Linked DNA regions of Homo sapiens: all the other regions are linked to region 2. The links are chromatin loops, found by intact Hi-C in ENCODE. Cell type or tissue: PC-9. All regions are shown on one strand.

Evidence for each region. Peaks named below come from ENCODE experiments on the same cell type or tissue, not always from the same donor. Only the 100,000 strongest peaks of a DNase experiment are listed, where the experiment ranks them.
Region 1: a loop joins it to region 2, with 7 times the contacts of the local background. A loop is called at or near these places in 35 of 110 quality-filtered maps.
Region 3: a loop joins it to region 2, with 7 times the contacts of the local background. A loop is called at or near these places in 33 of 110 quality-filtered maps.

The regions. Positions count from the first base shown.
Region 1 is chr3:125,113,854-125,118,853 of GRCh38, forward strand. SLC12A8 (solute carrier family 12 member 8) reads right to left here. Exons shown (of 14, transcript NM_024628.6): 8 at 4,916-5,000. Among named protein-coding and RNA genes, the nearest start is that of MIR5092, 35 kb to the right of the region's middle. In PC-9, no CTCF peak of the experiment used is centred here; a DNase peak (open chromatin) is centred at 3,008; H3K27ac peaks cover 1,287 bases.
Region 2 is chr3:125,061,214-125,066,213 of GRCh38, forward strand. It overlaps DAGARR (differentiation and growth arrest related lncRNA), which reads left to right and starts at 198. Exons shown (of 2, transcript XR_007096044.1): 1 at 198-310; 2 at 658-2,860. In PC-9, no CTCF peak of the experiment used is centred here; a DNase peak (open chromatin) is centred at 2,068; H3K4me3 peaks cover 428 bases; H3K27ac peaks cover 1,206 bases.
Region 3 is chr3:125,126,607-125,131,606 of GRCh38, forward strand. The region is part of intron 6 of SLC12A8 (solute carrier family 12 member 8); the gene reads right to left. Among named protein-coding and RNA genes, the nearest start is that of MIR5092, 22 kb to the right of the region's middle. In PC-9, no CTCF peak of the experiment used is centred here; DNase peaks (open chromatin) are centred at 2,555 and 3,125; H3K27ac peaks cover 2,775 bases.

The sequences.
Region 1 (5,000 bases), 53 kb after region 2:
ACTTGAGCTTCGGTCATTGAGGGACTCTGCTCATTCATTGGCTGCTCTCTTCTCTCAAAGGACTGGATTTAAAGTCATTTGCAAGGCGCTCATTCTGTCTCATCTAATTGCGGTGACCCCTGACATAACTGGGGAGTGCACCCTAAAAACCTTTACAATCCCAAGTGTATTAATAAGGCCGAGTCTCAACAACGCTTTTTTTCCTCCCACATCTCATTTCTAGAGTCATGAGTTTCCTAACATCTCCACGCTCCATGAATTGATCAACATCTCAACTTTCAGTCAAGTTTTACCTCTCACTTGAGAGCCATTTTCCATAATGAGACCTAGTCTGCTTCCCTTCCTGAGAGGCAGGACTGTGTCCACGATGGAGGGCAGAGGACACTCAGGCTGGCCCACTCCCAGGTGCTGAGTGGCCCACTAGGCTCACTCCCCAGTTACCAGCGCTGTCCCATCCCCATCTTCCCTGTACAGCTTGTGTCATGAGCTTCCAAGGTCCCTCTTGAATATGTGAAACCATGACTATTAAATCCAGGAATCAGAGTTTGCTCTGTGGGATTACCCAGTTTTAGGGGGGTTTTGTATTTTTGAGACAGAGTTTCGCACTGTTGCCCAGGCTGGAGTGCAGTGGCACGATCTTGGCTCACTGCAACCTCCGCCTCCTGGGTTCTAGCGATTCTCTTGCCTCAGCCTCTCGAGTAGCTGGAACTACAGGCATGCACCACCACGCCTGGCATATTTTTGTATTTTTTGGTGGAGATGGGGGTTTCACTGTGTTGGCCAGGCTGGTCTTGAACTCCTGACCTCAAGTGATCTGCCCGCCACGCCCTCCCAAAGTGCTGGGATTACAGGCATGAACCACCCAGATTCCCTAGTCTTAACAATAATACTTTTGGGATATTTTTCCTTCTTAGATTGCTCTTATTTTGCTAGTTAGCAAGCCCCAGGGCTCCTAAGGTATTTGGCCTTTTTTATTTGTAATAAACATCTGTTTCCTGGACTGTATACGAGTTTATTCTGAAACATTTAATCTATTTAATTTCACCCCAACTAACACTGTTTATACAATTCCTTTTCTAACTAAATAATACTGAGATTGACTGTTCTGGCTTTTCTATTAAATATGGTGGATTTGTGGGGAGAAAATGTGTTCCTAAAATAAATGTCTTGATCTGTAAGGGTATGCCCATAAGGAGTGTGGAAGGGAGTTAAAATTTAGTTAGCATCTGCTATGTGCCAGGTAAAATGTATTATAATTAGCACCTACTACATGCTTTCATGGGTTATCTCAGAGCCACCACTGTATACAAGATGTTTAAGAACACACATACACCTGAGAGCTGGGAGAAAGTTCCTCTGCAGTGGGGATAAAAAGTAAAAAGACGTCGCCGGGCGCAGTAGCTCATCCCTGTAATCCCAGCACTTTGGGAGACTGAGGCGGGTGGATCACCTGAGGTCAGGAGTTCGAGACCAGCCTGGCTAACATGGTGAAACCCCGTTTCTACTAAAAATACAAAAAATTAGCCAGGCATGGTGGCATGTGCCTGTAATCCCAGCTACTTGGGGGGCTGAAGCAGGAGAATCACTTGAACCTGGGAGGTGGAGGTTGCAGTGAGCTGAGATCATGCCATTGCACTCCAGCTTGGGCAACAAGAGCAAAACTCCATCTCAAGAAAAACAAACAAAAAAAAAAAGTAAAAAGACGCTTCTTAGAGAAACTGTGAGTTGAGAAGCCAAATAATTAGAAATAGATCAGAGAAGCTGCAGGAAACCCAGAAAGAAACAGATTAACTGACCAGCTGCAGATCAGTAGAAAGGAATCCAGGGCAGCCTGCAGCCATTGAAGATAATTGTTCTGGCAGAAAGCCCCCGAGAGAGAGGAGTGCATTTGGGAGCTGCTTGTGAACGAGCGCCAAGGAGAGTATGTCAGAGACCCACCCTGTCTCAGTGTCCAGAGGTGATGCGCGGGGCACACATACAGAAGAGGCCTTTTTTCAGGCCCAGGAAAGCTCAGAGATGCGCCGGCTCAGAACTGAAGCCACAAGTAAGACAGGAAGCTGAGGTGAACAGGTTATCAGGGTGGCCGGTTGTGTCAAGTGACCAAAGTAAAGAAACTCCGCCCTTGCACCTCCCAACCAGTGTAGGTTGCACCCTCCCATTCTCCAGGTACTGCCAGTAAAAACATCTGTGGCCCAATCTACTGCCTGAGCACGGTACCTGCTACTGCAGCGGAGTCAGTCCCAAGGAGCGACACCAGTGAGCAGGAAAGCAGAAAAGGTGTGGGAGGAAACTCCTGTGTGGTCCCCTTTAGGGGGTGGGTAGTGGGAACCAGAAGACCCAGGTGCTGCTATTTTGAAGTCATCAGGGTCGGTTCCATCACTGCTTACTGACTTGCTGCACCTGCCCATTTCTACTGAGAACCAAGAGCAGTAGCTTTGTTCCTTTATAGGCTTTACAATGGTCTCTTCCAGGGAATGGTCTCTTGTCCTCTCCGAAAACTAAATCTCCACATTTCATCCCAGTGTGTGCATAATTACATTCCCAAGTGTCATTGCTGGGCCTGATGAAGCAGGTGCCCCCAGCTGGCTAAGTGCTTGCCTACCTGCTCATTGTCGGGACAGGTGGCATTCCACAGGAGGCTCCCCCGGTTTGTGTGCCTATCATTAGGTGTGGGATTTCCACCCACAAAGGCTCTCATGTGCTGTCTCTGGGCTGTTTTTACCCTACTGCTGTTTGTGGCCTTCCTTAGATACAAAGCTGCCTGCCCTCCCATATACCTACTCTGATCATTCCCTTGAAAAACAGGGGAAGGAGAGGAGGGAGGAGAGCTGCGGCCCAGGGGATAATCAGATCAGAGTCCCTAAAGGGTGGAAGGACCTCTGTGAAGGAAAGCATGAGAAAGGAACTTTAGAAGCAGGCAGAGCTGGTCAGCCACTGGCAAGCTGCAGATGAGCAGGAAGCATTTCCCTCGGTCAAACCAGCCTCACCCAGTCTGCTCCCTGAGGCCTTCAATTCCTGTAATGCAGCCAAGCTTTTCATTCCACAACTAGAGAACAGGCCCTTGGGAGTGAAACTTCAGACGGAAGCATGCATGTAGATACAAATGAGGGCTATAGATTCCTGCCCTGAGAGCAAACCTTGCCACCTGGGGGTCTGTGACCTTGGGTACTGGAAAGTGGGTATCAGTTCTCTCACTAACTGAACTGTACTGCCTTCCAAAAAATCTGCTTTTATACTAAGGGCAAGACCCTTGAAAACAAATAATCACCTTTGCATGGGTGCCTACAAGCCTTAAAAAGAAACCTGTGCTAATGTGAAAACCAAGCTCAAACATATCTCTCAAAAGAAAATTCAGAGTTTCCTGCCCCAGGTTGCCCCAGGCACTGGCCCTCCATTAAGACCAGCAGGGCTGCTTTGCAAAGCCTCACACCAAGAGAAAATGGTAGTCTATCCTAAAATATAGGGGCTCATGCCTGTAATCCCAGCACTTTGGAAGGCTGAGGTGGGAGGATCACTCAAAGCCAGGAGTTTGAGACCAGCCTGAGCAACATGGCGAAACCCCGTCTCTACAAAAAATTGAAAAAAAAAAAAAAATAGCTGGGTGTGGTGGTGCATGTCTGTAGTCCTGGCTACTTGGGAGGCTGAGGTGGGAGAATCACCTGAGCCCTGGAAGTTGAGGCTGTAATGAGCCATGTTCACGTCACTGTACTCTAGCCTGGGTGACAGAGTGAGACCCTGTCTTTAAAAAGTTAAAATTAAAATATTAAAATTTAAAATACATAAAATATAAGCAGTGATACTCAGGAGTTCACAGAAAAACTCCCTAACCAACTACATTTCTCTGAAAAATGATGGGAATCTCAGGGTCTACTTTTTCTCCAAGAACTTAAAGGAGGGTGGGAGTTTTTGGGGATTTCCAGAAAAATATCTGGAAATCTTATTCATGTGGCTTCTAGGATGCCAAATAAATGTCCTTGATGTCAGATGACCTCCAGCCAATGCCAGGAATTCATTAATCTTCTCCTGGCAGGGTGCAGACTCTAGAAACAAAGATGTTGCAGCCAAATCAACCCAGAATGTCTGAGACTCTCAGGAAAGCCAAAGGGGTCAAGGACCTGAGGGACAAGGAGGGCCTCGGCCCTCACCCTGGCACTGGGCTTCCGCCCGCTCCCTCCACGTCTGCCTGTCCAGCCTCCTTCTCCACTTGCCACTTCTGAGCAGCACATTTGATTCATTGTGGAAGGTGAAGCTATTAGCAAAAGTGAGGCACTTGCTTAACTGGGAATTTGGGGTGAGCAGATTCTTCTGTTTCTGTCCTGATTTTTGACAGGAAGAGATGTCCCCATTATCTAGCCCCTCATATTTGTGAATCCCTCTGGGCATCATTATCTGTTTCTAGAAATCCCTAAGCAGGGCCTGTACCTTTTCCATCATGTCTCTTCCCCACCACAACCCAACACTTCAGTCCTGGGCTAGAGACTATATGAAGGCTGGGCGTGGTGGCTCACGCCTGTAATCTCAGCACTTTGGGAGGTCAAGGTGGGAGGATCACTTGAGGCCAGGAGTTTAAGACCAGCCTGGGCAACATGGTGAGACCTCATCTCTACCAAAAAATTAAAAAAAAAATTAGCCCAGCATGAGGGCATGCCCCTGTAGTCCCAGCTACCTGGCGGTCTGAGACAGGAGAATTGCTTGAGCCTGGAAGGTTGAGGCTACAGTGGGCTGAGATTGCAACACTGCACTCCAGCCTAGGCAACAGAGTGAGACCCTGTCTCAAAAAATAAATTAATTAAATTTTAAAAAGACTATATGGATTCCCAGACAGTACTGCAAGGGGAAGGTGGCCATTTGTTGGTGAGAACAAATAAATGACTCCGGCAGACTGAGCCCTTGGAGTAGCGCAGGCCTCACTCACCTTTTCCGCTATCAGGAAGTCATAGCGAAGGGCCTCTCGAGTGCAGATGGCGCCCAGGAGGAAGACGAAGATGATGTACAGAAAC
Region 2 (5,000 bases):
ACTGGAAAGGAGCCACTGAGAGATAGGAGAAAACCCAGGAGAAGGTTACATCACCCCAGCAAAGGGAAGGAGATCCTGGCTCACAGTGTGCAATCCTGCCGAAAGGTCAAGTGAGGTGAAGACTGAAAATAGCCATTCGTTTTAGCAACATAGAAGTCACTGGTGATCATAACAAAAGTGACTTCAGAGGAGTGTTCAGAGCAGAATCCACATGGAGAACAGTGGGAGGAGCGAGAGCTGAGGAAGCCGAGCTGGTGGAGATAACTTTTCAAGAGAGTTTGGCTCTGAAGGGGGAGAGTGAGCTGGGACAGTAAGTACAGGGGAATGAGTAGAGGGGAGTTCTTGTTTTTAGGGGGAACATTTGGACGTGAAAATGGTCTGTGTGGGAGGGAGAAAGTCAAAGGTGATGGGATAAGGTTTCTGAGAAGCAGGAGGGGATGGACTCCGTAGCCCAGGTGGACAGACTGGCCTGGGAGGAGGAAAAGAGGAGAGCGTGGGGCACTGCAGGGCCTGGACTTCCCTCTGGGGACTTCAGTTTTCTTGGTAAAGTAGGGGACTTGACTTGTAAGAGAGGCTACTTGCTGTGAGTGGAGGGAATGTAGGGGCGGGCCTGAGGGATTTGAAATTTTGAGAAACACCAATGTATTCTTTTCCTAGAGCTGCTGTAACAAAGTCCCACAAACTGGGTGGCCTAAAACAACAGAAATGTATCCTGTCACTGTTGTGGAGGCTGGAATTCTGAAATCAAGATGTCAGCGGAACCATGCTCCCTCTGAAGGCTCCAGGAGAGAGCTCTTCCTTGCCTCTTCCTAGCTTTGGCGGTGGTTGGCAATGCTTGCTGTTCCTTGGCTTGTAGCCCCTGCCTCAATCATCATGTGGTCTTCTTCCCACTGTGTGTGTCTGTCTTCACATGGTCTTCTTAGAAAGACGCTGTTACTGGATTTAGGACCCCTTATAATCCAGTCTGATCTTATTTTATTCACATCTGCAAAGACGCTATTTTCAAATAAGGTCACATTCACAGATACCAGAAGTTAGGGCTTGAACATATCTTTTGGGGAGACATAATTCTATCCATTATCATTAAGACATTTAGAAATGGTTGTAGAGAGGGAGAGAAATGTCCGAGCATGCCCAGCGCTGTCACGGGCCCATGGGGACTGGTGAAGATAAACCAATAGTGAGAGTATGCTGCGGCATCAGCTGCTCTCCCACTTGCTCCTCTCTGCTGACCGGCATCCTTGGGCAGAGCTGGGGCACCCCAGCCCTCTCCTGCTGCAGGGCAGGTTTCCCTCCCACAAGAACAGAACCTTGTGACCTCTCTTGACTCTTCCTCCCTTCCTGCCTCAGCCTCCATCTCTGCCTCCCATTCAGTCCCTTTCTCTGCCCCAAGGTACATGAAGAACTCTTGAAGACAGGAGCTGCAGAGCTGGCCCCACAGCACCAGAGATGTCACAGAAGAGCAGAATTCCAGCCCTCCATGGCACATGGGCTACATCTGCACTATTTTGTTCAGAGCTCCAAGAAGCAGGTGCATTGGGATTTTCACCAAAGAACGAAAGGAATAAACCCATCTCCCTATTTTTAACCCCCCAGAAGAAGCCTTATTCTCTCCTTTCTGGAATGTCAGGACCAGTGTCATTTTGTCCAGGCTGCATTGACCTCTTTGCTGGACCCCGGGCATAGGGAGCCCTTGCTGCTTCTCCACCCACCAGTGCTGAGCTCCGGGGGTGTTTGCCTTGCAGGTCCAAGGTGAGAATGTAAACACTGCAATTCCTCTGAAAACTGGCTGGAACCTCCTCCAGGGAGGAAGGGTTGCTCATGGGCTGGCCAGGCTCCCAAACATCATACACAGCAACCCGGAGCTCCAACTTAACACAGCTTGGGGCAGGTCCTCAAATGACCTTCCGTTTCTTGTCTGCCCATCTGAGAGGACCATTCCATTCCAAACAACATTCCTTTGATAAAAGTGGTTACACACTGTAAACATCAATGAGCCAGGAACATTCTCCGGTGCAACAGGATTCTGATAAAGCAGTCCTATTTTGCAAAACCTTCCAGTGTGAAACATCCTCCCCACAGCAAGCAGGGAAATTCCTGGGATGCCACAACATTGGGCAGAGTGTCCAGGGCCCCAGGGAAGGAGCAGAAAGTCTAGAGGTGGAGCTCCCATTGTGGGCAGAGGGACCTGAGTTTTCAATCATCTGTTCATCAGTCACTCACTCAACAAATATTTGCTGAACATGTCCCAAGCGCCAGGCTCTGATGGAGTCACTGGAAATGCAGTGTTTCCACATGACTGCAAAGCTCCCCTGACTTTCAAAAAGCAGCAATGATTTCCTCTCCCCACACAGTCCAGGTTGACAGTCGGGTGCAATATCCACACGCCTCTCTACCTCACTCCCTCTGTGAGTCTGGATGTGTTCTTCTTCCTCTCCAGCCCCCTGGGCCCTCATTCTGTTGGCTTTTCTGCTGTCACTCTCTGTTCGCAGGTATCTCTTCTTGAGTCTGTTTCTGGGTCTCTCAGTCTCTATTCTTCAAGTCTCCCTTTGTGTCACCAAGTGCTTCCCAGCCTAGCCACTCCTCTACCTCTCCATCAGTCTGCCTTACTTCCAATCAATTCATCCCCATTTTTTTCTCCTTCCCTCTTCTGTTTCTTCTCCTTAAGTGACTGTTGATACAGAACTAGATACATTTTTCTTAGGTTGGTGGAATAGACTTTCACATTCTCTGGTGTTTAGTTCTAAAATTGATTGAAAAATGTTTGTATTCTTTAGTGTTGTCTGAATTTCTTATAAGAGTATGTGTAATTCTTTAAAACTGTTTATTAAAATACGATGCCTATATTAGTCCATTTTCATCCTGCTGTGAAGAAGTTCATGAGACTGGGTAATTTATAAAGAAAAAGAGGTTTAATGAACTCACCGTTCCACATGGCTAGGGAGGCCTCACATTCATGGCAGAAGGCAAAGGAGAAGCAAAGTCACATCTTACATGGCCGCAGGCAAGAGAGTGTGTGCAGGCGAACTGCCCTTTATAAAACCATCAGCTCTCGTGAGACTTACTCACTATCATGAGAACAGCATGGAAAAACCCACCCCCATGATTCAATTACCTCCCACCAGGTCCCTCCCATGACACATGGGGATTATGAGAGCTACCATTCAAGAAGAGATTTGGGTGGGGACAAAGCCAAACCATATCAATGCCCGTGAAAAAGTGCCCATGAAATGCCATGCAGAGCTCCAAGAATCTCACTCACTGAACACACTTGTGTAGCCACATCTTGGACTAAAACTTGCTTATGTTGCCTTTCAATATTCTCCCCCACATGCGTCACCACTGCCCTCACTTCTCTCAGCATGGACTCCTGTCTTTGATAAAAGACCAAATCCCTGGTTTTGTATGTTATGGAAGTGAAATGCAGTCATATGGATTAGTTTGTGTCTAGCTTCTACTGTTCAGGACTTCACGCTCTTTGTTGCATGTAGGCATGGACTCTTCATTGTCTTTGTGAGGTGGTGGCCATTGTGGGGCTATCCCGCAATTTCTCTTCAGTTGTTAATAGGTATTAGGGTAGTTTCCATTTGCAGCTGTTACAAATAGGCTGCTGTTAAAATTCATGTATGTGTCTTTTGATGGCATGTATTACTGTTATAATCAGGAAAGAACAAAGAAAACTATTTCCATTTGGAAAGATGGGGATGGCCAAGTGGGATGTTTTCATAAAAGGGCTCTGGAGTACGAGACAGAACACGAGTCTTCCTTCTGGCTTCTCTATTCTCTAGTTCTACAACTTTAGGCCAATCAGTTAACCTCAGTGAGTCTCAGTTTTCTTATCTGTAAAATATGAACGGTAATGCCTGTCATTGGTAGGCATTACTACCTCACAGGGTAACTGTAACAATCAAATGAGATGATGGATATGAGGAAAAAAATTTTTAAGGTGTCATGCAAAAAATAATGACCAGGTGTGGTGACTCATGCCTATAATCCTAATGCTTTGGGAGGCTTAAGCAAGAGGATTGCTAGAGCCCGGGAGTTCAAGACTAGCCTGGGAAACATAGTGAGACCCTGTCTCTACAAAACTAAAATGAAATAAAAATTAGTCAGGCATGGTGGCATGCACCTGTAGTCTCAGCTACTTTGGAGGCTGAGGCAGGATCGCTTGAGTCCAAGAGTTCAAGGTTACAGTGAGCCATGATCATGCAACTGCACTCCAGCCTGGGCAACACAGCAAGACCCTGTTAAATAATAATAATAATGTATTTATTTCTCTTATTAAAGAAAAAATTAACAGCAACAATGTGATGCTCTTATCTGTTTTAAAATTTTGAACTTTTGACTTTCATTAGACATGAGAGCTCCCGAATCCCTGATCCACTGTGGGCCACAAAAGAGAAATGTCTCAAAATGTCCAATCTCCAAAGGTCTATATTTCACATGAGCAAGTGGGAACATGTGGCCTGTGCCATGTTTTTCCCCTTCCAGGTGGCTCGCATTAGTTGGGGGCTCCTGGTCTAGATGAGCAACAGAAAACCCCACCGAGGATGCACCGAGGATGCACAGAGGAAAAACCCACAGAGGAAAAACCCACAGAGGATGCACAGAGGATGCACAGAAGGCCAGGTCTGGACCTGTCTTCAGACACCAGCCAGTGCCCCATCCTCTACCTTACACTGCCCAACCTCATATAGCAAGGATCTGACGAGAGTGGGCAGGAGACAGGACTCCATGTCTGCTGACCATCAGAGCCAATCTAAGACTCTTCACTCTCCGCCAGCATGGATCATCTGTTAGTTTATGCGGGCTGTTGGAGTCCACACACTGGTGAAGATAGGCAGGGCACCCTCCCACCCAAGTTCTTCCTCCCCATCCACCCAAAACAAACCTTGTGTCCTGAGGCTCATGCCGTGAAATGTGTTGTTTCCTCAGGCCTCACCCGGATGGTTTCTACAAGGGGAGACCTCGAGCAGCCAGCCCACAGATTCTTTGTGAGC
Region 3 (5,000 bases), 65 kb after region 2:
AAAATGAAGATTAGTAGGAAAAGAAAATCCCAACAGTTTTTCTAGGCTTTTCAGGTTCCTGTTAGTTCATAAAGGACTACTTACTCTTTCTCAAGGAACTTCCAAGATTCCTCCTGGGGACTTTTCAATCCAAATCTGTGTCCTCAGAAACTCTTCAACTTTTTCTTTCCATTTATAGCTTAATCGTTTCTCTGCTGCCTGTTTTCTAAGTTCATAACTTTATTTTTCTTTCTTATGAAGGTAGACTACACATGCACTAACGTGCCCAAGTCTCATCTGCTGCCTTTTTTTTTTTAACTGAAAAAAGGGATCTATTACTGTTTGGTGGCAATGTGGCTCTGAGCCCTGCTTTCCTCACCTGTAAATGGGGATTATACTGTTTGCTTTGCAGGACTGTGGTGAAGTTGGAACAGATATTCATAAGCACCTAGCACAGTGGCTGGCACCTTGTAGGTGCTAAATAAATGCTCACCCAGGAGAGATGGGCTCTGCTCCTTACTCAGAAATCCCTCAGATTCCTAAAGACTGGTCTGCCTCTCTTTACCTTCCTTCTGATTTCCAAACCCCATTCCTTTCCCATACCTGGCTTGTTGGTTGGTTTGTTCAGCTGTTCCTGCAGAAATCTCTAAACCTGTCTTGCTCTGTTCTTGGAGCAAAACTTGTGAGTTTCCCTCCCTCTCAATGTTTTAGAGATGCTGCTGGGACAGACAGTGTCAAATAATGCAACTTTCCAACTCCAGGACCCAGGCAAGATTTATTGGCTTCTGGATGAGGGGCGGCACCAACATTATGTGTTCTCTCTTTATGGGAAGCAACGGGGTTTACCGCTTACTGGCTGGGAGATGTTGGGGAAATAACCTCTCTAAATCTTTGTTTCCTCATCTGTAAAATGGGTAAATAATAGAACCTGTGGGAGGATCTAGGTTCCATGCGGCCTGAAATTTTTTTGAAAGTACAAAATTATGAATATAAAATTAGGAACAAGGCTTTGGAAGGAGCTCACGCAAGTGAGGGACCTTGAAGCCCAGGCTTCAACCACTTCATGGCAGCCCTGTGTCTGATGGAACCAGTCAGGCTGTGGAGAAGTTTAAACAGAAAACTATACATAAAGTGCTTAGTGGCTGACATAATAGGTTATTGTAATGATAATAAGTATTGTCGATATTTATAATTGTTTTGATAAAAACTGTTGATATGTATAATTATTTTGATAAAACAATTATAAATTAATTCCATAAATAAAATTACAAAAAATAGACATGTATAATAATTATAAAACTTTTTTTTTTGAGACGGAATATCACTTTGTCGCCAGATTGGAGTGCAGTGGTGTGATCTTGGCTCACTGCAACCTCCACCTCCCGGGCTCAAGTGATTCTCCTGCCTCAGCCTCCAGAGTAGCTGGGACTACAGGCATGTACCATGCTTGGCTAATTTTTGTATTTTTAGTAGAGACAGGGTTTCACCATGTTGGCCAGGATGGTCTTGATCTCTTGACCTCGTGATCTGCCCGCCAACCTCCCAAAGTGCTGGGATTACAGGCATGAGCCACCGTGCCCGGCCTAAGCTTATTTTTATTTTTTTTTTTTTTTGAGACGGAGTCTCGCTCTGTCGCCCAGGCTGGAGTGCAGTGGCGGGATCTCGGCTCACTGCAAGCTCCGCCTCCCGGGTTCACGCCATTCTCCTGCCTCAGCCTCCCAAGTAGCTGGGACTACAGGCGCCCGCCACTACGCCCGGCTAATTTTTTGTATTTTTAGTAGAGACGGGGTTTCACCGTTTTAGCCGGGATGGTCTCGATCTCCTGACCTCGTGATCCGCCCGCCTCGGCCTCCCAAAGTGCTGGGATTACAGGCGTGAGCCACCGCGCCCGGCCTTTTTTTTTTTTTTTTTTAAGACAGGGTCTCACTCTGACACCCAGGCTGGAGTGCAGTGATGCAATCTTGGCTCACCGCAACCTCTGCCTCCCAGGTTCAAGCAATTTTCCTGCCTCAGCCTCCCGAGTAGCTGGGACTACAGGCTTGAGCCACTGCACCCAGCCAAAGCTTCCTTCTTGTCTCCTGTTTCTGCCCATAAGTCCATCAGAATGAAGGGAGTGGAGTGAGCCCCCATCTTCAGACTGTCCCTACTTGGGGCTCTCTAGTCCTTAAACATGGGAACCCCATTCTGATCCAGCAGGTTCTTGTCCTCTCACTCACAAGACACATAACTTGTGAGGAGACCCAGGGGACGCCTAGGAGGGGGGAATGGGGGAAGTAGGCCAGAGGAGGGGTGAGCACTAACAGCCGGGCTGAGGGGCCTGGAGACAGCCAGCCAATTGGAGGGCCCAGCAAATTCCCAGAGCTTCCCAGGGTGTGTACATGAGCAGGAGAGAGGAGTCAGGCCCAGGGAGGTCAAAGGGCATCACAGAAATAGCTGGGTTCTTGAAAAGGAAGGTGACTGTGGACATTTCAGTAAAGGCTGTAGGTTTCCTACCACATTTTTTCGTGCTGGGTGTGGTCAACCACAGGCCCATGTGTTGGCTGTGGCCAAAGAGGCCCTTATCCCTTCCAGTAAGAGTTTAGAATCTGGGAACAAGGGTTACAGGACTTCACATGACTGATATTCTTTTCAGTGAATTTCCATTTCCTAGTTCCTCTGTGAATCGTGTTCCTGGATCCCTGGAGTGGCTGCATCCACATGGTATGTGTGAAACCCTGGAGAGGAGATGTCTGCTTCTCAGGGAAAGTTTGGTAGTGGAGCTTGGAGAAGGAATGCACTTTGAGAAGGAATGCACTTTAAGAAGCAAAGCAAGTACAGCATCCACTCCAAGCTCCCCCCACTCCACCCCTGCAGCCACCAGCACAGGGTGTAATGGAGAAGAGTGCAGTGAGGGGGCAGGGGGACAGCTTCCTAAATCCAGAGGAGCACCAGACCGAATCTCCAGCCGCTCTTCCCAGGAAGCTGCCTGCCCTTGGGATAAAATATCTGAAGTAACTTAACCATCATATCTCTGTCAGGAGGATGGGGGGCTGGGGACAGAAGGGTTTGTTCATCAAAACTCTCTCCTCGCCACAGTCTGGAGGTTCTCTTGTTCCAGAAGAGGATGGTGTTGGAGGGAACCCCAGCCATGACTCACTCGGAGCTAATCCTTAGCAAATCTATCACCATGGAAACTGCCAATCATCCATGCTTTTCATAGCTTAACCGAACATCTGCCAGGAGACAGCAAGTCATACAAACCATTCGTCCTGCCTATTGTGTTTACAATTGGGGCCCTGAAAAACAGAGACAGAGACACGGAGGGCAGCTCTCCACAGCAGGGTGACGGCCCAACTCTGGCCACTAATCAGCTTCGTGACCTCTGTCGGGTCCTTCATAAGCTCCTCTGCACCCCTCCTCCCCAGCTGGTAAAATAAAGGATCAGATCAATGATTCTTCACCTCAGTTGGGCCAATGAGAGTGAGAGGGACAGGAAAGCAGGTCCCCTAAGAGGGGTGGGGCAGAGAGGCCTGTGTAGTTACAATCTATGCGCTATTATCATTTTACATTTGAAAGCTTTCAAAATAATACTCATAATTTAAATCACAGAAAATAAATCTTGACTCATCGTCTTAGGTAGCTATAGCTTTTTCAGCGGAAGGACAACGACACTCCATCTCTGAGCCAGAATGTCCAGTGTCTGTGAGGCTTTTAGTATCATTATCAAAAGTGAATATAGGCCAGGCATGGTGGCTCATGCCTCTAATCCCAGCACTTTTGGAGGTGGGAGGTCGAGGCGGGTGGATCACTTGAGGTCAAGAGTTCGAGACCACCCTGGACAACATGGCAAAACTCCATCTCTACTAAAAATACAAAAATTAGCCAGGCATAGTGGCATGCTGTTGTAATCCCAGCTACTCAGGAAGCTGAAGCACGAGAATCTCTTCAACCAGAGAGGCAGAGGTTGTAGTGAGCTGAGATCACACCACTGCACTCCAGCCTGGGTGACAGAGCGAGACCCTGTCTTAAAAAAAAGAAAAAGAAAAAGAAAAAGAAAAAGAAATACGGATTAAAAAGACAAAAGCTTGGGAGTTGGACTAGCTGATCTCACATGTGAGTCCAGCTCATACTCTGGGCTACTGGGTGGCACCTTCAAGCCTCAGGCTGCTGCTAACTCCTGCCTGGAGGGAGAAGCTGGAGGGGAGGCTCACCGCCCCCTTCCCCCACTCACACCAGGCATCCTCTCTCTTAGGAAAGCCAGCCGTGGGAGCAGAGTGGAGGGGCACATCAGGGCCACATTGCCAAGACAAACCCCTGGTGCACCTGAGGACGCCCGAGACATTCCCTGCACAGTGTGACCAGGCAAAGAGGCCTTCTGCCCTGCCTCTAGGGTAAATGCTAACCTGGTATCTTGGCCCAGGGGTCTTCACTCAGTGGGGACACTGCCAGGCTCCAGAGAACACTCAGATGGTTTTCAATTTGTGTGTGGAAGGAAAGAGGAAGAGAGGCTGGGAAACATCATCAGATGTTAACTTTGTTTAATTCCCTCTGTTTTTCCCTTTTCCTTTTCTGTCCATTCAGGAGGAAGCTGACCTATATTCTCTTGTCTTGTGGGAGACAAGAGGCAGAGAGGAAGCAGAATTTGCCTGTGCACTGTTTTGGCTTCTGTTTCTCAAAAGCCTAGGTCCTTAGAAGATTTTGGAGGGAAACAGAAAAGAAACAGCAGAATCGCTGGGGAAAACATGAGGCGACAAGGAGAAAAACTATCACACAGTTTGTGGGGCCACATAAAAATACAAATGCAGAATCAAAAATTATTAAGATTTTTTTTTTATTTTTTGAGACAGAGTCTTGCTCTGTCACCCAGGCTGGAGTGCAGTGGCACGATTTCAGCGCACTGCAATCTCTGCCTCCCAGGTTCAAGTGATTTTTCTGCCTCAGCCTCCCTGAGTAGCTGGGATTACAGGCATGCCCTACCACACCTGGCTAATTTTTGTATTTTTAGTAGAGATGGGGTTTCACCATGTTGGCCAGGCTGGTCT